Regions from separate parts of the Homo sapiens genome. Here region 2 is linked to region 1. The links are chromatin loops, found by intact Hi-C in ENCODE. Cell type or tissue: mammary epithelial cell. All regions are shown on one strand. Links, peaks and the distances in the headings refer to the core of each region. The heading gives the core; the rest is flanking DNA.

Region 1 (2,910 bases), core at 263-2,762:
CCCAAGTAGCAGGGATTACAGGTGCACGGCGCCGTGCACGGCGCCATGCCCGGCTAATTTTTTTTGTATTTTACTAGAGACGGGGTTTCACTGTGTTGCCCAGGCTGGTCTCGAACTCCTGAACTCAGGCAGTCCACCCGCCTCGGCCTCCCAAAGTGCTAGGATTACAGGCATGAGCCACTATGCCCGGCCCCGGATTGATAACTTTTTAATAATTGACACATGGTATGGGAACTTCGCTTTTATTCTCATCTTGGGCCCCCAGAATGTTAGGATGATTGGAGAGAGTTGCAGGGAAGGTACCAGAACCAAGGAATTTTCCCCGTGGATGAGAAGTATGATTCCAAGAACGGAGACTGTGAATTCCCAGTGTTGCCTGCCACCTATCTCTTCATCTTCACCACCCAGGCTTAACCTCCAGGCCAGAGATTGTCCAGGTCTGGTTGGGCAAACCACCCTCAGCGTCTGTTTAGCACGTGGATTCCAGGACCGCACCCAAACCTGATGAATGGGGTCCCTGGAGGTGGGGCTTGGGAGGCAGAATTTTCTGCCCCCTCCTGGTGACTTAGAGGCACCAGGAAATGTGAAATCCACGGTGGGGGAGAGGTGTGGGCCCTTCATTCTGATGGATCCACACTTGGAAACGAGGAGGGGGTTCTGAGCTTGAAGACCAGCTGGAGAGGTGCAGTCTGGGATTTATCTGCTGTCTCTGAATAGATGTTTGGGGACTCCAGGGTCACACATTTAAACGGAACTCCCTTTTCCAGCTCCATGTAGAGGGGGCTCTAAATGCAAGGGGCCCTACTTGGGAAACCTCTCATGTCCTTCCCACATCCATGAGTCCCTGGGGTTCCTCCTGCCCCCCAGCACCATGGAAGAAAGCTACCCTCATGTCCACTCGCCAATTCTCGTCTAGGAGGGAATGTAAAACTCAGCTTGGGACGGAGCGGAAAGGCCCATGCGTGTTCCTGAACTTACCACCAGCAGGAGGCCGCGGGCTTTTCCTCCCCTCTCTGGGCTGCAGTTTTCCTGGATGTAGAGGGGCTTTCAAGATGATACAAGTATCCAACTTTTAAGAAATACATTTCAGTGTAAGGCATCACTTCACTTTTCTTAGTCATTGGAGAGCAAAGGGATGAGGAAATGTCTTTCTTCTTTGGCTAATGGTTTCGGAGTGCTGAGCGACAGTTGAGAGAACTCATTTCAGCAGTGGGAGAAGCCGCCTGCCGGGACGCCATTTCCTGATCTCTGCTGCCCTCTGCTGCCCGGTGCCGGCTGAGACATGCCGATGCGACGCACAGGCCACAGCATCACAGAGCCGCGTCCTAAGACGCTGTTTACCAACAAGGAATCCGAGGCTCAGAATGGGCAGTGACTTCCTCCAGGCCACACAGCAGGTCACCAGAGCTCCTGCCTCCCTAGCAAGTCGGGGCAGAGTCCTCTGGCTCACGGAGTCTCCAAGCGTGGTCGCCAGACCAGCAGCATCAACCTCACCTGAGAATTTGTCTTTTGGGGTCCCACCTCAGACCTCCCGAATAATAAACTATGTGGGTGAGGAGCGCTCAGCATCCTAGTAAACTCTCCAAGTAACCTGAGAACCTTTGCTATCTCTTTGGAAATAGAAATCCAGAAGAGAAACAGACTTTCTTATCATATTGTCCATCTTTAAAACTGAAATAAGACATGGAAAAATGCAGGAGTCTGACTATTCGTTTTCATTTTCATGTTTAAAAAGGTCAGTGCTGTGTGAACATTCAGATGTCCACAGCTCACAGGTATCTTTTTTTTTTCTTTTTTCTTTTATTTATTTATTTATTTATTTATTTGAGATGGAGTCTCGCTCTGTCGCCCAGGCTGGAGTGCAGTGGCGCAATCTCGACTCACCGCAAGCTCTGCCTCCCGGGTTCACGCCATTCTCCTGCCTCAGCCTCCCGAGTAGCTGGGGCTACAGGCGCCGCCACCATGCCCGGCTAATTTTTTTGTATTTTTGGTAGAGACAGGGTTTCACCATGTTAGCCAGGATGGTCTCGATCTCCTGACCTCGTGATCCGCCCTCCTCGGCTTGCCAAAGTGCTGGGATTACAGGCGTGAGCCACCGCGCCCTGCCGCTCACAGGTATCTTAATCGGAACTTTGCAGCGGAGACTTCTCAGGAACAAATACTTAGAAAGTCTCCGTGGTCAGGTGATGTCTATGGAACTCCAGTGAGTGGTAACATGCCTCTGCTCTCGAGTAGGATTTCTGCATTTCGGGGACGCACATCTGATGGCAGACACAATCAAGGGCAGGGATTTCAACTTCGGAGACAATCCTGTTTTGCATTCATTCATTCATTTGTTCATTTAGCAACTGTTGATCGAGCATTAACTATGAATTATAAAGACTACGCTAGCAATTAGGGTAGATGATCCCTTGTTGAAATTACAGCCCGGGGAAGACAGCAGGCCAGAAATTGCACATAAAATGGATTAGCTCAAATTAATTAGTCACAATCATTAATGAGTGAAGGCTATGAAGAAGACATTCTGGGTGCTCCCATAGGCAGGAGGGCGCAGGGAGACGGAGGATTATGAAATGGTGATGACTCATCTTATGAAGGAGGCAGTCCCAGGTGCTATGGGACAGAGAAGGATGCCTCAAGCTTCACCTTCTCAGGTGTGTGGTGCAGATGGAGCTTAGAGGAAACACTTCACAGAGGCTGGGGATTTGTGGGCAGAGTCTTTTTACAATGAGAATTAAGCAAAATTTTTATTTTTTATTGCGGAATAATTGCTATTGTTACCATTTTTGAAAAATTGATTCAGTCTGGGCACTGTGACTCATACCTGTAATCCCAACACTTTGAGAGCTGAGGCGGGAGAATTGCTTGAGGCCAGGAGTTTGAGACTGGCCCGGGCAATATTGCAAGACC
Region 2 (2,910 bases), core at 257-2,756, 720 kb before region 1:
TTTTTTTTTTTTGAGACAGAGTCTCTTTCCATTTTGCAGGCTGGAGTACAGTGGCATGATCTTGGCTTACTGCAACATCTGTCTCCCGGGTTCAGGCAATTCTCTTGCCTCAGCCTCCTGAGTAGCTGGGATTACAGGTGCCTACCACCATGCCCAGCTAATTTTTATATTTTTAGTAGAGATGGGGTTTTGCCATGTTGGCCAGGCTAGTCTCAAACTCCTGACCTCAAGGGATCGGCCCGCCTTGGCCTCCCAAAGTGCTGGGATTACAGACGTGAGCCACCGCACCTGGCCCTGAAGAGGTAATTAAGATAAAATGAGACCATGACAGTGGGCCCCAATCTAATATGACTGGTGTCCTTATGAGAAGTGGAAATTTGGACACAAAAAGAGACACCAGGGAGGCACATGCACAAAGAAGAGGCTGGGTGAGGACACAGTGAGGAAGCAGCCATCTGGAAGCCAAGGAGAAAGGCTCAGGAGAAATCAAATGGGCTGACACCTTGATCTTGGACTTCCCAGCCTCTGGAACTGGGAGAAACACATTTCTACTGTTTAACACTCAGCCTGTGGAACTTTGTCATGGCAGCCCAAGGAAGCGAATACAAGTGCATTCAGTGGAGAGGAGCCTGGGTGCCAGGGATTTCAGGTTATTTCATAGGAGACACAGGTGACATCTTTTTTCCATACTAGACAGGTTATGACAAAAAATGATGACTCATGGGAGATAGAATCACTGACTTCCAGTAAGTGAAGGGCTGTCATGGGAGGGGAAGGGGTCTTCTCCCTTACAGCTCAAGGGGCAGAACCAGGGCTAGTGTATTGACTCTTCAGGGAGATGTGAGCTGAGAAGTGAGGTTCCCATCACTGAAGGCACTCAAACACAGCTAATCACCTGGCAGAAATGCAGAGTTGTGTAGAGGTGGCAGAGTTCAGTAGCCTGGATCCCATCCAGCTCTAACACCTGGAGCTCTCTGCAGTGCTGAGAAAGCCCACTGGAGACAGATGTGGTTGGCCTCAGATGTCAGGCTAAGAAACTGCAGAGAGCCACTGGAGGTTTCTGAGCAGGGGAGCACCAAGATCGGGGCATGACTTAGGAGAGTCACCTGGAAGCAGTGAGCAGCATGGATTGCAGGGGTGAGAAGGAAGAGAATGGTGGCGGGGCAATAGCCTAGTGGACATAATAAGACCCTTAAAGGTTTATATGGTGGGAATGGCACGAAGAGGTTAAACGCAGGAGCTGTTTCTGGGGTGATGGACAAGATCTGGCAACTTTGGAACAGAGGAGGGCGCCAGCGAGCAGCTTCCCACACAAGAGGATGTGGCACCACTAACTCAGCTACTCCCTACGCTCCACGCATCACTCAACGCTCCAATCCCACCTTCCCACTGAGGCCTAACCTAATGGGTTAGCAGGCTCCTCGAAGAGGCAGATGCCTCAATGGGCTTAGCTGGTCAAGAGATTTCTTAGGAGCCACTCCAGTGAAAGAAAACCAGGCGAGAGCAAGGAGAGGCTGGGAGAGTCTGACGCCGGCAAAGGAGAGATGGCAGGGAGGTTAGGTGGGAGTATCTTAATCTGCAGGTGACTCTTAAGAAAGTTCAGCATGGCTGTCGGGGCACCTTGAGCCAAAGTAGCCCCGTGTCTCCCAGGAACGGGCCTCACATCCCTGCAGTGCTGTCAGCAGCCTGTGGAAGGCCTGTCCTGAAAGCAAGCGCATCTCAGAGCCCAGCAGCGGATGCTTGGCCGGTTACTCAGTTCTGAGATGTACATTTTCAGAGTGTGATGCCTGCCTACTCTGTTTAATGCTGTCACCTGCCCTGCCCTCCGTCCCTGTACCCGGGCCCCCGATGCTGCTCACCCCGGCCCTACTTTGTTCCCCCATTGCATTGTTCATATTCAAACATGATATCTAACATACTTATTGATTATGTGTATTATTCATTTTCCATCTCCCTGACCTCCACCTCCAGCTAGAATGCAAGCTCTATTAGGGCAAGGGTGTGTATTGATTTCATTCACTGATGTATCCCAAAAGCCCATGGCACTGCTTGACACATAGTAGGTGCTCAATAAATACTTGTTAAATAATTAAACTGAATTAACAGAGCTGGGGAATCGGGAAGAGGAACTAGTTTAGGAGGAAGTGTTATGAGGCCAAAGAGAAAAGTTCTGTGACCTTCCAGAAGGCATGGTTTGTAAAGTGCGGTCTCTACCCCAATTCCTCTGCTGAGCCTGGTTTCCCAGGACCAAGATACAGCCCATGTGGGTGGCCCTGGCTCCCATAGATTGAGGTCGCCCTTGCCTTACGCAGAAAGACCTGAACTAATGTACCTTTCATTGTAAAGGCCAATGGAGGTTGGGAGTTTTAATGTTACTGTTAGCAGGAGAGGAGTCATTTCTCAATGCAGTCAGATCAACAAAGGTTGCATTTTGTACCTGAAAAAAACTTTTCCCTCAAAAATAAGTTTTACCCGGAAGAGCTGGTGAAGATGAGCACTTGTGCTCCTGACAAACAGCACGACTCTTTGACTGGCACGAAAGATGGTGCCATTCACAGGATGGGAGCTGGAGGCCTCCTCTCCCCGCCTGCGAGGCTGCTCGCCGCGTGGGCACAGCGGATGTGGCCCTCCACGCTCCCTCCAGAGTCCCAGAACCCCTTCCTGCTATTGCTTCCATGGGTGTTGTTGCTGACCTGTGGCCAGGCCCCCCGGGGCCGAGTGTGGATTCCGATGCTCCTCCAGGTCACTTTGTCAGTGTTGCCCCTGGCACTGTGCTCCCTGGCTGCCCAAACAGTTGGAAGAGACGCTTTGAGGGCTGCTTCCAGACTTGGCTCTCTCCATGGAAATTCCGGGCCGCTTTTACCACCAAGCAGGCTGGCTGCCCGCTGGGCCTCCCAGCATCTTCCTGCC

Evidence for each region. Peaks named below come from ENCODE experiments on the same cell type or tissue, not always from the same donor. Only the 100,000 strongest peaks of a DNase experiment are listed, where the experiment ranks them.
Region 2: it touches region 1 in a loop (5-fold over the local background); 2 of 110 quality-filtered maps call a loop at or near these places.

What each region holds. Positions count from the first base shown.
Region 1 is chr10:120,941,357-120,944,266 of GRCh38, reverse strand. The region is part of intron 2 of LOC105378519 (a long non-coding RNA gene); the gene reads left to right. Among named protein-coding and RNA genes, the nearest start is that of WDR11, 91 kb to the right of the region's middle. RefSeq lists enhancers at 1,143-1,212, 1,117-1,411. In mammary epithelial cell, for the core only: a CTCF peak has its summit at 1,262 (motif pointing left); a DNase peak (open chromatin) is centred at 1,226.
Region 2 is chr10:121,661,518-121,664,427 of GRCh38, reverse strand. No RefSeq gene overlaps it. Among named protein-coding and RNA genes, the nearest start is that of FGFR2, 65 kb to the right of the region's middle. In mammary epithelial cell, for the core only: a CTCF peak has its summit at 1,302 (motif pointing right); no DNase peak of the experiment used is centred there.